2 separate regions of the Homo sapiens genome follow, and region 2 is linked to region 1. Evidence: read pairs that join two places in POLR2A ChIA-PET (ENCODE). Cell type or tissue: GM12878. All regions are shown on one strand. Links, peaks and the distances in the headings refer to the core of each region. The heading gives the core; the rest is flanking DNA.

Region 1 (7,547 bases), core at 1,784-5,783:
GAGATTTCTTTCTGGTGTCAGTGGCAGCAGCATCAAGTTGGCAAGCACAACAGTGTCTGTGTTGCCAACCCTTGGATCCAATGTTGAATACCAGGGATGACAACAGTGCAAACTGCAGTTCCTGTGTTCAGTGGCAGTGGTAGCAGCATACCAGTAGACTGGCTCTCTGGTTCTATGTTTTGGTTTTTGTTTGTTTGTTTGTTTTGAGACAGAGTTTCGCTCTTGTTGCCCACACTGGAGTGCAATGGTGCGATATTGGCTCACTGCAACCTCCGCCTCCCAGGTTCAAGTGATTCTCTTGCCTCAACCTCCTGAGTAGCTGGGATTACAGGCATGTGCCACCATGCCCAGCTAATTTTGTATTTTTAGTAGAGATGGGGTTTCTCCATGTTGGTCAGGCTGGTCTCGAACTCCTGATCTCAGGTGATCCACCTGCCTCGGCCTCCCAAAATGCTGGGATTACAGGTGTGAGCCACCATGCCTGGCCTCTGGTTCTATTTTTGTTTGTGAAGTTATCTGCATAGCTTCTCTTTATTCCTGCCTATTTTCCCAGTTTATCTGTGAGCCATTCATTAGTTTCAAGAAATTAGCCGATGGAGAAATTCTTAGCAGAAGCGATTGCAGGCAATAGGGAAAGGGTAGGTGGAGAGCTTGGGGTTGGTTAATTGGCCTGGTTTGGGATGGAGGCAAGGAGAACCCAGCTAACATTAAGGAATTGGATTTTCACAGCCCTTGGCAAATAGTAACAAAATATGTTTTTTTTTTTTTTTTTTTTTTTTTTTTGCGACAAGGTCTCCCTCTGTCACCCAGGCTGGAGTGCAGTGGGGATTATAGCTCACTGCAGCCTTGAACTCCCAGGCTCAAGTGACCCTTCCAACTCAGCCTCCCAAGTAGTTGGGATGATAGGCCCATGCCATCACACTTGGCTCAAAATAGCTAATTAAATCATTTATTTGATCACCTGCAGTGACATGCCAATTGAAGGCAAGGCTTTGGGTTTCCAAATCCTATTGCCATAGGATCACATAAAGGGTAGGCATGGAATTTGAGGGTTGTGCAGGTGTTGTGACTGCTTCTAATATTGCTGAACATCTTAAAAAGTAATAACAAGGCTGGGTGCCGTGTCTCACACCTGTAATCCCAGCACTTTGGGAGGCCGAGGTGGGTGGATCACTTGAGGTCAGGAGTTCGAGACAGCCTGGCCAATATAGCGAAACCCAGTTTCTACTAAAAATACAAAAATTAGCTGGGTTTGATAGTGGGTGCCTGTAGTCCCAGCTACTCGGGAGGCTGAGGCACGAGAATCACTTGAACCTGGGCGGCAGAGGTTGCAGTCAGCTGAGTTGGGGCCATTGTACTACAGCCTGGGGGAGAAAAAAAAAAGGCAAGATTTCTAAATTATTAGCTCAAGTTATCAGAGAAACCCAGGGAACTTCTGTGGCTCTGCTACAAAGATCTGTAAGAGATTTAGCAAGACATAGGCTCTTGCAGCTGAAGAACTGAAGCAACTGTAGGCCAGACACAGTGTTTGATCCTCAGGGTTGCCAAATTTTATTGGTTTAATTCATGGACTTATATATAGTCTCTTATGAGGAAGCCAGGATGTTGATCAAGAAAGAGCAGTATCTAAATATTTAGAATGAGCTAAGTTGGAGAATTTGGCTGACTCAGACTACCTCAAATTCCCAACCTACTGAGCCTCCCTTTTCAGCTGAAGTGTCCTTTTCTCTTGTGTGGAAGCTATTTTTGGTTGCTTGAAGATCCTTTCTTAATTACTTGTCTTATATACTACAGCTATGCCTGTGCCTCTCTCTTTAAATGGAAAGGGAACTCTCTCATACCTTATTAACTTCCTTCCATGCACCTCTTGCATTTATTTCTCTCCCTCTTTCTTTATAATTGTATATTAGAAGATCCGAAGAGATCCTAAATGGTACTTTGGGACCATCCTTAGAACTTTAAAAAGAAAAATTGCCAGGCAAAACTAGCACCTTCTCTTATTATTATTATTATTATTACTATTATTATTATTATTTTTGAGACAGAGGCTCACTCTGTCGCCCAGGCTGGAGTGCAGTGGCATGACCTTGGCTCATTGCAGCCTCCACCTCTCAGGTTCAAGTGATTCTTGTGCCTCAGCCTCCTGAGTAGCTGGGATTACAGGTGTGTGCCACCATGCCTGGCTAATTTTTGTATTTTTAGTAGAGACAGGGTTTCACCATGTTGGCCAGGCTGGTCTTGAACTCCTGACCTCAAGTGATCTGCTTGCCTCAGCCTCCCAAAGTGCTTGGACTACAGGCATGAGCCTTCTATTATGGATAGGGATGAAGAAAGACTGGAAATATCCAGGAGTTAATAATCTAAAAGTAAATAAAGAAGATAGAAAAGCAGACCCTAAAATCAAACACGAAGAGAACCAAATGAAGTAAACAGTGGATAAATATTAAAAACATAAACACACAGAAAATATAATCCAAGTTTCTTCTGAACACAGCACACTGACCCTGTATCCTTACTAGGACAAATTCTAAGGACAAGGAACAAATGCAAAGAAATTTTGAATTTTATCTCATAAACTTGTTGTTGTTGTAATGGTGAAATTATTTTTTGTCTGTATAGTATGAGTAAAGATATTGGTTTGAATGGGAATCAAGGTTTTCATTATGGAAGAAGGGAGATAAACACGTGGGATGGAAAAGTTGATAAAGAACCCCTGTAAAGTTCAGAAGTATGTCTATGCTGATGACTTTTTTTGAAAAAAGAAAATCTAGCTCTCTTTACTGTCAAGGCCTAGTCACAATAAATGCTACATAACACTCAGCTCTTGGTTTTTAAATACCGTTCTCTACTAGAAGGCATCAGGTTTCTGTGAAAGAAATGGCTGATTGCAGGTGTGGGGCAGGGAAAGTTCAAGGTGAGTATGGAGTGTCTTGCTGTGGTTGTAGCCTGGGAAGTGGAAGTGCTCAAAGACTGAGAGGTTATGTCAAAAAGACATAGGAGTTAGGTTGAAGGGGTTCCCTTTGGCCAAATTCGGGACAACATGAGCATAATAATGATTAATAATGGCCTGGGCACAGTGGCTTTTAATCCCAGCACTTTGGGAAGCTGAAGTGGGTGGATTGCTTGACCTCAGGAGTTTGACACCAGCCTGGGTAACATGGTAAAACCCTGTCTGTACTAAAAATACAAAAATTAGCCAGGCGTGCTGGCATACGCCTGTAATCCCAGCTACTTGGGGAGCTGAGGCCGGAGGATGGCTTGAGCCCAAGAGGCGGAGGTTGTAGTGAGCCGAAATCGGACCACTGCACTCTAGACTGGGTGACAGAGTGAGACCCTGTCTCAAAAAGAGAAAGAAATTAATAATGGTCATAATACACAAAGACATAAATCTGTAAATCTATATTGGTATGAAAGAGAGAAATGCTTTTTTTAAAAAATAAAGTTCCAACTAGTAAACATAGAAGAAATGATCAAATGAAAAAAAATAACTATTTTTCTCTTCTTTTTTTTAAAATTATACTTTAAGTTCAAGGGTACATGTGCACAATGTGCAGGTTTGTTACATAGGTATACATGTGCCATGTTGGTTTGCTGCACCCATCAACCATCATTTGCATTAGGTATTTCTCCTAATGCTATCCCTCCCCCAGACCCCCCTCCGACAGGCCCCGGTGTGTGATGTTCCCTGCCCTCTGTCCATCATTGTTCAATTCCCACCTATGAGTGAGACCATGTGGTGTTTGGTTTTCTGTCCTTGTGATAGTTTGCTGAGGATGATGGTTTCCAGCTTCATCCATGTCCCTGCAAAAGACATGAACCCATTCTTTTTTTATGGCTGCATAGTATTCCATGGTGTATATGTGCTGCATTTTCTTAATCCAGTCTATCATTGATGGACATTTGGGTTGGTTCCAAGTCTTTGCTATTGTGAATAGTGCCACAATAAACATACGTGTGCATGTGTCTTTATATTAGCATGATTTATAATCCTTTGGGCATATACCCAGTAATGGGATCACTTGGTCAAATGGTATTTCTAGTTCTAGATCCTTGAGGAATCGCCACACTGTCTTCCACAATGGTTGAACTAATTTACACTCCTACCAACACTGTAAAAGCATTCCTATTTCTCCACATCCTCTACAGCATCTGTTGTTTCCTGACTTTTTATTGATCGCCATTCTAACTGGAGTGAGATGATATCTCATTGTGGTTTTGATTTGCAAAAAATAACTATTTTTCAACTCACAACATAAAAATTGATTCAGGCAAGGACTATCAATGCATGCTAATACCATTGGGTGAAAAATTGGGGGGACATGGTCTCAAAGTATCACTTCCAAGTAATTTATTAATTGCAAAGGGGAAAGATATACTTCATTTATGATGAAGAGGTCTGATAGCACATTAAATATGTTAACAAAAACAGCATCACTAATGGTGGTACAATAAAATACACAACATCATCTAGGTATTATTCTTGCCAGGAATGTTTAATCTGAATCTAGTAATGGGGAAACAGTCAGATATTAATAAACCTTCAAATCCAGAATGTGGGGCATTTTATAAGAACATTGGGCTGAACTCTTAAAACAAAAAGTCAATATCATGAGAAATATCAGTATCACCACCAATACCAACCTCATAAACAACAAACACTACTACCAAAAGGTGTGAGAACTGTTCTAGATTAAAAGAGGCAAAAGAGACTTAATGTAATGCAATGTACTAATAATGATCAAATCTTGGATTAAAAAACAGCTATACAAGCTAATAAAAGACATTTCTGGGACAGTTAGGGATATTTGAATATAAATTGTGTATTAGATGACATTATTTATTTGTTAATTTTCCTGGGTAGATAATTGGTTGTGGTTTTATAGGAGAATGTCTTTATTCTTAGGGGATGCGTGACTAAGTATTTAGGGATAAAATGAAGTTTAGAGATTTCTGCAACTTACCCATAGAGAGTCACTCCCCATTTCCTCTCAAACCCACCTATCCCCAGCCCTAGGCAATCACTAATCTGTTTTCTGTTTTAAAAAAAATTTTTTTTATTATACTTCAAGTTCCGGGATACATGTGCAGAACATGCAGGTTTGTTACGTAGGTATACATGTGCCATGGTGATTTCTGCATCCATCAACCCATCATCTACATTAGGTATTTTTCCTAATGCCATCCCTCCCCTTGCCCTCAACCCAGTGTGTGATGTTCCCCTCCCTGTGCCCATATGTTCTCATTGTTCAACTCCCACTTATCAGTGAGAACATGTGGTGTCTGGTTTTCTGTTCCTGTGTTAGTTTGCTGAGAATGATGGTTCTGTTTTAATGGATTTGTCTATCCTGAATATTTTATATAAATGAAATAATGCAGGATATATGGTCTTTTGTGACTGGCTTCTTTCATTTAGCATCCATGATGTGATATCAGTAACTTCATTCTTTTTTCTTGCTAAATAATATTCTGTTGTTTAGATATGCCACATTTTGTTTATCTATTCATCAGTTGAGGGACTTTTGGGTTGTTTCACATTCAGCTATTATGTATGATGCTATGAACATTCGTGGGCAATTTTTTGTGTGGATATATGTTTTCATTTCTCTTAGTTGTATGCCTAGGAGTGGACTTGCTTTTATGGTTACTCAATTGGTCATATGGTTACTCTGCATTTAACGTTTTGAGGAACTGCTAAACCTTCCCAAAGTGGCTGAGCCACTTTACAATCTCACCAGCTTTTGGTATCATATCTAAGAAACCATTGCTTAATCACAGAGTTTAAGATCACAGAGTTTTATACCTATATTTTCTTCAAAACCTTTTATAATCTTAAGTCTTAAATGTACATCTTTGATCCATTATGAGTTAAGTCTTTGTATGTTGCTTGAGGTTTGACTTCATTGTTTTGCATGTGGCTGTCCAGTTGTTTCAGTATCATTTGAAAAGACTATTTTTTCCCTATTGTCTTGGCACCCTTGTCAAAATCAACTGACTTTATAAATGCGAGGCTTTAATTGTGGAATCTCCTTTCTATTTTGTTGACCTGTGTGTTTATACTTATGTCCATACCACAATGTCTTAATTCCTGTAGTCTTAAGTTTTGAAACTGAGAAGTGTGAGTCCTCCAACGTTGTTCTTTTTAAAGATTACTTGCATTTCTATATGAATTTTAAAAAATAACCTTTAAAGATTACTTGACTTGCATTTCTATATGAATTTTAAAATATAGCCTTTAAAGATTACTTGACTGGCATTTCTATATGAATTTTTAAAAAATAACCTTTATTTTTTAGAGCAGTTTTAGATTCACAGCAAAATTGACTGGAAAGTACAGACAGTTCCTACATACCTCTCCTGGACTTTATGTACATCCTCCACCACTATCAACATTCTGCACCAAATTGGTACTTTCTTATAATCCATGAAGCTACATTGACACATCATTACCACCCAAAGTCCATAGTTTAATGTTACAGTTTACTGCTGGTGTTGTATGGGTTTTGACAAAATATAATGACATGTTATAGTATCATACAGAACAGTTTCACTGTCCTAAAAATCCTCTAGGCTCTACTTTTTCATTCCTTCCTCCCCACTAACTCTTGGCAACCACTCATCTTTTTACTGTCTCCATACATAGTTTTGCCTTTTCCAGAATGTCAAGTAACTGGAGTTAAAAATGATATACCCTTTTCAGTTGGCTTCTTTCACTTAGCAATATGCATTTAAAATTCTTCCAGGTCTTTTTGTGTTTTGATGCTCATTTCTTTTTAGCACTGAATAATATTCCATTGTCTGGATGTATCACATTTTATTTATTCATTCACCTCCTGAAGGACATCTTGGTTTGCTTCCAGATTTTGTCAATTATGAATAAAGCTGCTATAAAAATCTATGTGCAGGTTTTTCTGTGGGCATAAGTTTTCAAATGATTTAAGTAAGCACCTAGGAGCATGATTGCTGCATTGTTTTTTGTAAAAGTAGGTTTAGTTTTGTAAGAAACTGCCAAGTTGTCCTCCAAAGGGGCTGTACCATTTTGTATTCTCAGCAGCAATGAATGAGAGTTCCTGATGCTCCTCATCCTCACCAGCATTTGGTGGTGTAGGTGTTTTGATTTTTGGCCATTCTCATAGTTAGTGGCTTTTTTTTTTTTTTTTTTTTTTTTTTGAGATGGAGTGTCCCTCTGTCACCCAGGCTGCAATGCAGTGGCGCAATCTCGGCTCACTGCAACCTCCACCTCCCAGGTTCAAGCATTTCTCCTGCCTCAGCCTCCTGAGTAGCTAGAGTTACAGGCGCCTGCCACCACGCTCAGTTAATTTTTGTATTTTTAGTAGAGACAGTGTTTCACCATGTTGGCCAGGCTGGTCTTGAACTCCTGACCTCAGGTGATCCGCCTGCCTCGGCCTCCCAAAGTGCTGGGATTACAGGCATGAGCCACTGCGCCTGGCCCTTTTGCCCATTTTCTTTTCTTTTTCTTTTTTTTTTTGAGATGGAATCTCGCTCTGTCGCCGAGGCTGGAGTGCAGTGACATGATCTCAGCTTACTGC
Region 2 (7,547 bases), core at 1,146-5,145, 140 kb before region 1:
CTGCCTTTTGTGCTCTTCTAAAATTGACGTATCCAAGCACGATTCCTTGTCTCTTCCATCTTTCCTTTCACAATAGCTCTTCTATGTTATAAAAGAAAGTCAAGGCCAGACACAGTAGCTCACACCTATAATCGTAGCACTTTGGGAGGTGGAGGCAGGAGGATCACTTTAGGCCAGGAGGTGAAGACCAGCCTGGGCAACATAGTGAGACCCTGTCTCTACAAAAGTAAAATAAAATAATTAGCCAAGAATGGTGGCACGCACCTGTGATCCTAGCTACTCAAAAGGCTGAGGCAAAAGGACTACTTGAGCCCAGGAGTTTGAGGCTGCAGTAGTGAGTTATGACTGTGCCACTCTACTACAGCTTAGGTGACAGAGCGAGTCCCTGTTTCTAAGAAGGAAAAAAAAAAAGTCATTTCTCTTATTCATCTCAAGTTTTAACATGTTCCTTACCTCAAGAAATCTCCAATGCACCAAAAGGACAATTGGGAGAGACTGGGGAAAAGTCTCATGTGAGCAAAACAAGAAATACTGAAAGAAATGATGCCTTATGCTACAAACTCTTTTTTTTTTTTTTGAGACAGAGTCTCGCTCTGTCACCCAGGCTGGAGTGCAGTGGTGCGATCTCAGCTCACTGCAAGCTCTGCCTCCTGGGTTCATGCCATTCTCCTGCCTCAGCCTCCAGAGTAGCTGGGACTACAGGCGCGTGCCACCACGCCCAGCTAATTTTTTGTATTTTTTAGTAGAGACAGGGTTTCACCATGTTCGCCAGGATGGTCTCGATCTCCTGACCTCGTGATTCACCCGCCTCGGCCTCCCAAAGTGCTGGGATTACAGGCGTGAGCCACTGCACCCGGCCTATGCTACAAACTCTTGACATGACTCCTTGCTTTATCAACCTGTCTTAGAAGTAGAAAGTGAAAGTCACTGAGTGCAGGTACCGATGTGTTTCTTAGAATTAAAAATAAAACCACTTCTGATGAGAAAACATACTCCATTTGGCTGGTTTGACTATGAGGACCAGCAATTAGATTTTATAGCAGTACTTCCCATTAAAGTGAATAACCAAAATCACTTTAAGGTCAAGATCTTAGTCAATACATTATGTAAAAACATATACAACAGACAATACACCAGAAACTAAATCTTTTGCAACCTTTTAAACTTATGATGAAAAACATTAATGTCAGCTCTAAAATGTATTAAGCAGTTTTTACAAAAAAAATGTATAGAATACAGGAGCCAAAACATTTAACAATTACCCTAACTTGCTGACACAGAATACTATTAATAAATAATACTGATCAAAGAAAAGTAATCAATTTGAAAAGTGGTGGGGGTAGAAGGAACAACAACAACCCTTAAATTTCAGTGCCTGAAAATGTCTATACCAAAGCCTCATTCCTTGCTCCTCCAAAGTAGTCAATAGCATCTCTAAAGCAGTTAAGTTTCCAGGTCCTTGCCAAAGTAGTCAGTAGGTATCTCTAAAGCAGTTAAGTTTCCAGGTCAACCTAACTTTCTGTTGCAAGCAACAAATGGTACCAGAAGCTAAAAATCCCTAATTTGCTCTCAAATACTTAGTGAAGAATCTACCAGGCCCAGTGGCTCAAACCTATATTCCCAGCTATCTCAGATACTGAGGCAGAAGGATCATCTGAAGCCAGGGGTTTGGGGCTGTAGTGAGGTATGACTGCACCACTGCACTTCAGCCTGGACCATAGAGTGAGGCTCTCTCTAAAAAAAAAGGAATCGAAATTACAGTATTTGGAAGTTATTTAGCATATGGCTTTTTAATGAGACACTCACCATACTGAAACTACTCAATAGGCTGATATTTCATGAAACTTGGGAGGTAGAAATATCTTCAGATAAAAAAATTACACTTAAGTATCTTCTAGCATTCTCAAAACTTTATTTTATCAGGAACTAAAAAGTGTAACATCTTGATTCCACATTATAAGAGGAAAAGTTGCATTTACTAGTTCACATACTATTTTTAAACATTACCACAATTTTTTTTTTTTTTGAGGCAGGGTCTCCCTCTGTCACCCAGGCTGGAGTGTAGTGGGATGATCATGACCCACTGTAGCCTCAACCTCCGGGGCTTAAGCAATCCTTCTAAGTAGCTGGGACCACCATGCCAAGCTAATTTATTTATTTACTTTTTTGATAGAGATAGAGTCTCACTATTTTGCCCAGGCCGGTCTCAAACTCCTGGGCTCATGCGATCCACCTGCCTCCGTTTCTCAAAGTGCTGGGATTATGGGTGTGAGCCACCACGCCCGGCCACTTCTCCCATTTTTGACAAAATAATAAATGGAGGTAAAATAATCAAATAATAAAAGAAAAAAAATTACATATTAATTCAATTCTATAAAAGCCCAACTATTAGGGAAAAAAGTATGGAGACTTTTACATCTATTGGCAATATTTTACCTATTCAATCCAAAGAGAAACACACTACAAAGAAAATTTCGGTAGGATATGGTGCTTCACACCTGTAATTCCAACACTTTGGGAGGCCGAAGAGGGCGGATCACTGGAACCTAGTAGTTCGAGACCAGCCTGGGCAACATGGCGGAGCCCCATCTCTACAAAAAAATGCAAAAAAAAAGAAAAAAAAGCTGGGCATGGTGGCACACACCTATAGTCCCACCGACTTGGGAGGCTGAGGTGGGAGAATCACCTGACCGCAGGAAGTTGAGGCTGCAGTGAGACATGATCGTGCCACTGCACTCGCCTGGGCATCAGAGTGAGATCCTGTCTCAAAAAAAAAAAAGAAAAAGAAAAAAAATTCTACAAACATCCATTTACTTCCAATGAAACACTACAACTGACACATTATGAAAATAGAACATCAATGGTTCAGATTAAAAGAAAAGAAAAATTTCTGAACAAATCAAATCTAAGTTGAATATTGTTAACCTTACCACCTTTAAAATACAGCTGACCCAAGGCCGGGCGAGGTGACTCACGCCTGTAATCCCAGCACTTTGGGAGGCCAAGGCGGGTGGATTACCTGAGGTCAGGAGTTTGAGACCAGCATGGCCAACATGGTGAAACCCAGTCTCTACTAAAAATACAAAAATTAGCTGGGCATGGTGGCGGGCCCCTATAATCCCAGCTACTTGGGAGACTGAGGCACGAGAATCGCTTGAACCCAGGAGGCAGAGGTTGCAGTCAGCCAAGATTGCGCCACTGCACTCCAGCCTGGGCGACAGAGCAAAACTCCATCTAAAAAAATAAAATAGAATAAAATAGTAAATAAAATACAGTTGACCCATGAACTACACAGGGATTATGGTCCCGGCAACCTGTCAGCCCCTCACTCCATCAAAAATCTGCAAGTAACTTTTGACTCCCAAAAGTTAATAGCCTACTGCTGACCAGGAGCCTTACATTAACAGAAACAGTCCATTAACATGTATCTAGTATATGTATTATATATTGTATTATTACAATAAATTAAGCTAGAGAAAAGAAAATGTTAAGAAAATCATAAAGAAGAGAAAATATAATTACTATTCATTAAGTGGAGTAGATCATCATAAAGTCTTCATCCTTATCATCTTCAAGTTGAGTAGACTGAAGAGAAGGAGGAAAAGGAGGGGTTGGTCTCGCTGTCTCAGGGGTGGCAGAGGCTAAAGAAAGCCTACATGTAAGTGGAATTGCACGGTTCAAACCCATGTTGTTCAAGGGTCAACTGTACGCTGAGTATAAAGCCTTATTACCTAGTAAACAGAGGCTTCTGAAGGCTAGTCATGAAATAGTTGGCATTCATTCCCTCTCACCACTCCCTATACGTGCCTTCTTGTACGTCAAGGGCAGGAATGCTTTATTTAAAAAAAAAAAAAAAAAAAAAAACTGGCCAGGTGCATTTGCTCATGCCTATAATCCCAGCATTTTGAGAGGCCAAGGCAGGAGGATCACTTAAGCCCAGGAGTTCAAGACCAGACTGGGCAATACAGTGAGATCCCATCTCCACAAAAAACAATTTTTTTAATTAGCTGGGTGTGGTGATGAGCACCTATAGTCCCAGCTACTAAGGAGGACCTCTTGAGCCGGGGAGGACTGCTTGGGCCCAGGAGGATTGCTTGAGCCCAGGAGGTTGAGGCTGCAGTGAGCCAAGATCATGTCACTGCACTCCAGCATGGGTGACACAGTGAGACCCTGTCCCCCCAACCAAAAAAAAAAAAAAAAAGCTACATTTCCCAGACTTTCCTTTACAGTTAGTATTGGAAATGCAAACAAGGTTCTGCTAGTTAGACAGCCTCTTATGAGATTTGTAAAGCAGAAGTGATAATGGAAGCTATCTTTCTGTTGCTGATTTAAGTGGTGAGCAATGACACAAAGAAGGTTTAGAAACAATTGTGATAGCCTAACTCTACTCACCAGATATAAAGGCAACTGGAAGAAGCTGTGGTACCAGATTCAGTGTTCCTATGACTACTTACCAGTTTGTTTCCTGACCTCTCAGTCACAGCTATGGGCTTATGTTCTTGAATATATTAATCTAGTGATAACCCTCTGATTCCAGCTCTTCCAGACCATGCAATGATTTTGTAAGTACCAAATTGCCTACCATAAGATATCTTTCTGCCTAAAAATCCTAGAATAGAGTTTGTTTCTTGCAAGGAGCTCTGAAAGAAACAATACTGTTCATTATGCTTAAAATATGCATTGCCTGTATTTTTCCTCTCCCTCATTTCAGAAGTCAAATACACAAGAATTATTCTACACTGCTATTATAAATTGAAATGCTTAGGTCCATGTGAAAAATTAAAAGTTCTCTTAGCCATAGTCAGAAATTATTTTATTTATAATATATGCTAATCATGAATCAATATAGAATATTAACACTCCTTACACTGATGATCCTGCTTTTCTTGGCTGAATAAATTTATATCAGTAACATACAAAGATACAGCTACTGTTGGTTTTACGGTTTTGGGTTTTATTTTGGGGCGGGGGGAGCAACAGGGTCTCACTCTGTCACCCAGGCTGGAGCACAACCCGAGCTCACTACAGCCTCAACCTTCCAGGCTCCAGAGATCTTCCTGTCTCAGCCTCCTGAGTTGCTGGGACAAAGGTGTATACCACCTCACCAGGCAATTTTTTTTTTTTTTCAGAGACAGGGTTTTTTTATGTTGTCCAAGCTGGTCTCAAACTCCAGGGCTCAAGCAATCCTCCCACCTTGTCCTCCCAAAGTGCTGGGATTACAGGAATGAGCCACTGTGCCTGGTCTGGGTTTTGTTTTTTTAGAGATAGGGTCTCATTATGTTGTCCAGGCTAGACTCAAGTCCTTTGGCTCAAGCAATCCTCTCACCTCAGCCTCCCATGTAGCTGGGACTAAAGCGCACACCACCATAGGCAACCTCTATTATCATTTAAAAAAACTATTCTTTTACTTTGATTATAAAAGGAATATATGATCATTGTAAAAAGTGTGGAAAATATAGAAACATTTTTAAATTGGGGGCTGGGCCCAGTAGCTTACATCTGTAATCACAGTGCTTTAGGAGGCTAAGGCACAGGATTGCTTGAGCCCAGGAGTTCACAACCAACCTGGGCAACAGAGCAAGACCCTATCTCTACCAAAAAAAATTTTTAAATTAGCTGGGCATGATGACATGTGCCTGTAGTCCTAACTACTCAGGAGGCTGAGGTGCGAGGCTTACTTGAGCCCTGGAGTTCGAGGTTACACCAAGTATGATCACACTACTGCACTCCATCCTGGGCAACAGAGGAGACTAAGAAAATTAAAAATAAAGAAATTAATAACCATCCCCCAAAACCAGGTACACTGAACAGTTGTACACGTACAATTTTGTATCCTACTTTAGCACTCTAACAATTGTTTTCCTTTGAAATCCTTTACAATGAATTACTAATAAAAGATATATGCAGATGTACCTAATTTAACGACTCTTTTTTGTTAAAAATTAAGGTAATTTTCAATTTTTTAAAATTATAACTAATGCTTCACTGAATACTTTTGGATAAAAAGCTTTCTGAAGGATAAATGTGTTATATCCATGCAATGGGACATTATTCAGCCATTAAAAGGAATGAAGTACTGATACATACCACAACATGGATAAACCTTGAACATATTATGCTAAGTGAAAGAAGCCAATTACAAAAGGCCACATATTTCCTACACGGCTGATGGAAACGTAAAACTATGCAGCCACTTTAGAAAACAGACTAGCAGTTCTGCAAAATATTAAACACAGAGTTACCATACAACCCAGCAACTCTACTCCTAGGTATATATACCCAAGATAAATTAAAACAAATCCATGCAAAAACTTGTACATGAATGTTCATATTTATAGCAGCATTATTCATAACTGAAATGTGCAAACAACCCAACGTCCATTCACTGATAAATGGACAAATAAAATACTGTATAAGCATTCAACAGAATAATATTCAGCCATAAAAGAGAATGATGGGCCTGGCGCAGTGGCTCACACCTGTAATCCCAGCACTTTGGCAGGCCGAGATGGGCGGATCACCTGAGGTCGGGAGTTCAAGACCAGCCTGAACAACATGGAGAAACCTCGTCTCCATTAAAAATACAAAATTAGCCAGGCATGGTGGCACAGGCCTGCAATCCCAGTTACTTGGGAGGCTGAGGCAGGAGAATCACTTGAACCCAGGAGGCAGAGGTTGCAGTGGGCCGAGATCACACCACTGCACTCCAGCCTGGATAACAAGAGCGAAACTCCATCTCAAAAAAAAAAAAGAGAATGATGTACTGATACATGCTATATGAATAAATCTTGAAACATTATGCTAAATGAAAAAAGCCAGACACAAAAGGTCACATATCGCATGATTCCACTTACATTAAATGTCCAAAGAGGCAAATCTAGAAAGAGAAAATATGTAAACGGCTATCAGAGGATGTGGGGAGGGAAGAACAGAAATGACTACTCATTTTGTTTTGGGGTGATGAAAATATAAAATTAGTAGCAACGGTTGTACAACACTGACTTATGTAAAAAAGGTGATTTTGGCCAGGCGCAGTGGCTCATGCCTGTAATCCCAGCACTTTGGGAGGCCAAGGCGGGCAGATCACCTGAGGTCAGGAGTTCGAGACCAGCCTGAACAACATGGAGAAACCCCATCTCTACTAAAAATACAAAATTAGCCAGGCATGGTGGCACATGCCTGTAATCCCATCTACTCGGGAGGCTGAGGCAGGAGAATCGCTTGAACCCGGGAGGTGGAGGCTGCGGTGAGCCGAGACTGCACCACTGCACTCCAGCCTGGGCAACAAGAGTGAACCTCCATCTTAAAAAAAAAAAAAAAGGGCCAGGTGCAGTGGCTCACACTTGTAATCCCAGGACTTTGGGAGGCCAAGGCAGGCGCATCACGAGGTCAGGAGATCAAGACCATCCTGGCTAATATGGTGAAACCCCGTCTCTACTAAAAATACAAAAACATTAGCCAGGCATGGTGGCGGGCACCTGTAGTCCCAGCTACTCGGGAGGCTGAGGCAGGAGAATGGCATGAACCCGGGAGGCGGAGCTTGCAGT

What was found. Peaks named below come from ENCODE experiments on the same cell type or tissue, not always from the same donor. Only the 100,000 strongest peaks of a DNase experiment are listed, where the experiment ranks them.
Region 2: POLR2A ChIA-PET joins it to region 1 with 5 read pairs; 2 of 35 experiments call an interaction of 5 or more read pairs at or near these places.

The regions. Positions count from the first base shown.
Region 1 is chr5:131,141,538-131,149,084 of GRCh38, reverse strand. No RefSeq gene overlaps it. Among named protein-coding and RNA genes, the nearest start is that of HINT1, 20 kb to the left of the region's middle. In GM12878, for the core only: no CTCF peak of the experiment used is centred there; no DNase peak of the experiment used is centred there.
Region 2 is chr5:131,282,703-131,290,249 of GRCh38, reverse strand. The region is part of intron 1 of CDC42SE2 (CDC42 small effector 2); the gene reads right to left. Among named protein-coding and RNA genes, the nearest start is that of CDC42SE2, 22 kb to the right of the region's middle. RefSeq lists an enhancer at 922-981. In GM12878, for the core only: no CTCF peak of the experiment used is centred there; no DNase peak of the experiment used is centred there; H3K4me3 peaks cover 122 bases; H3K27ac peaks cover 1,217 bases.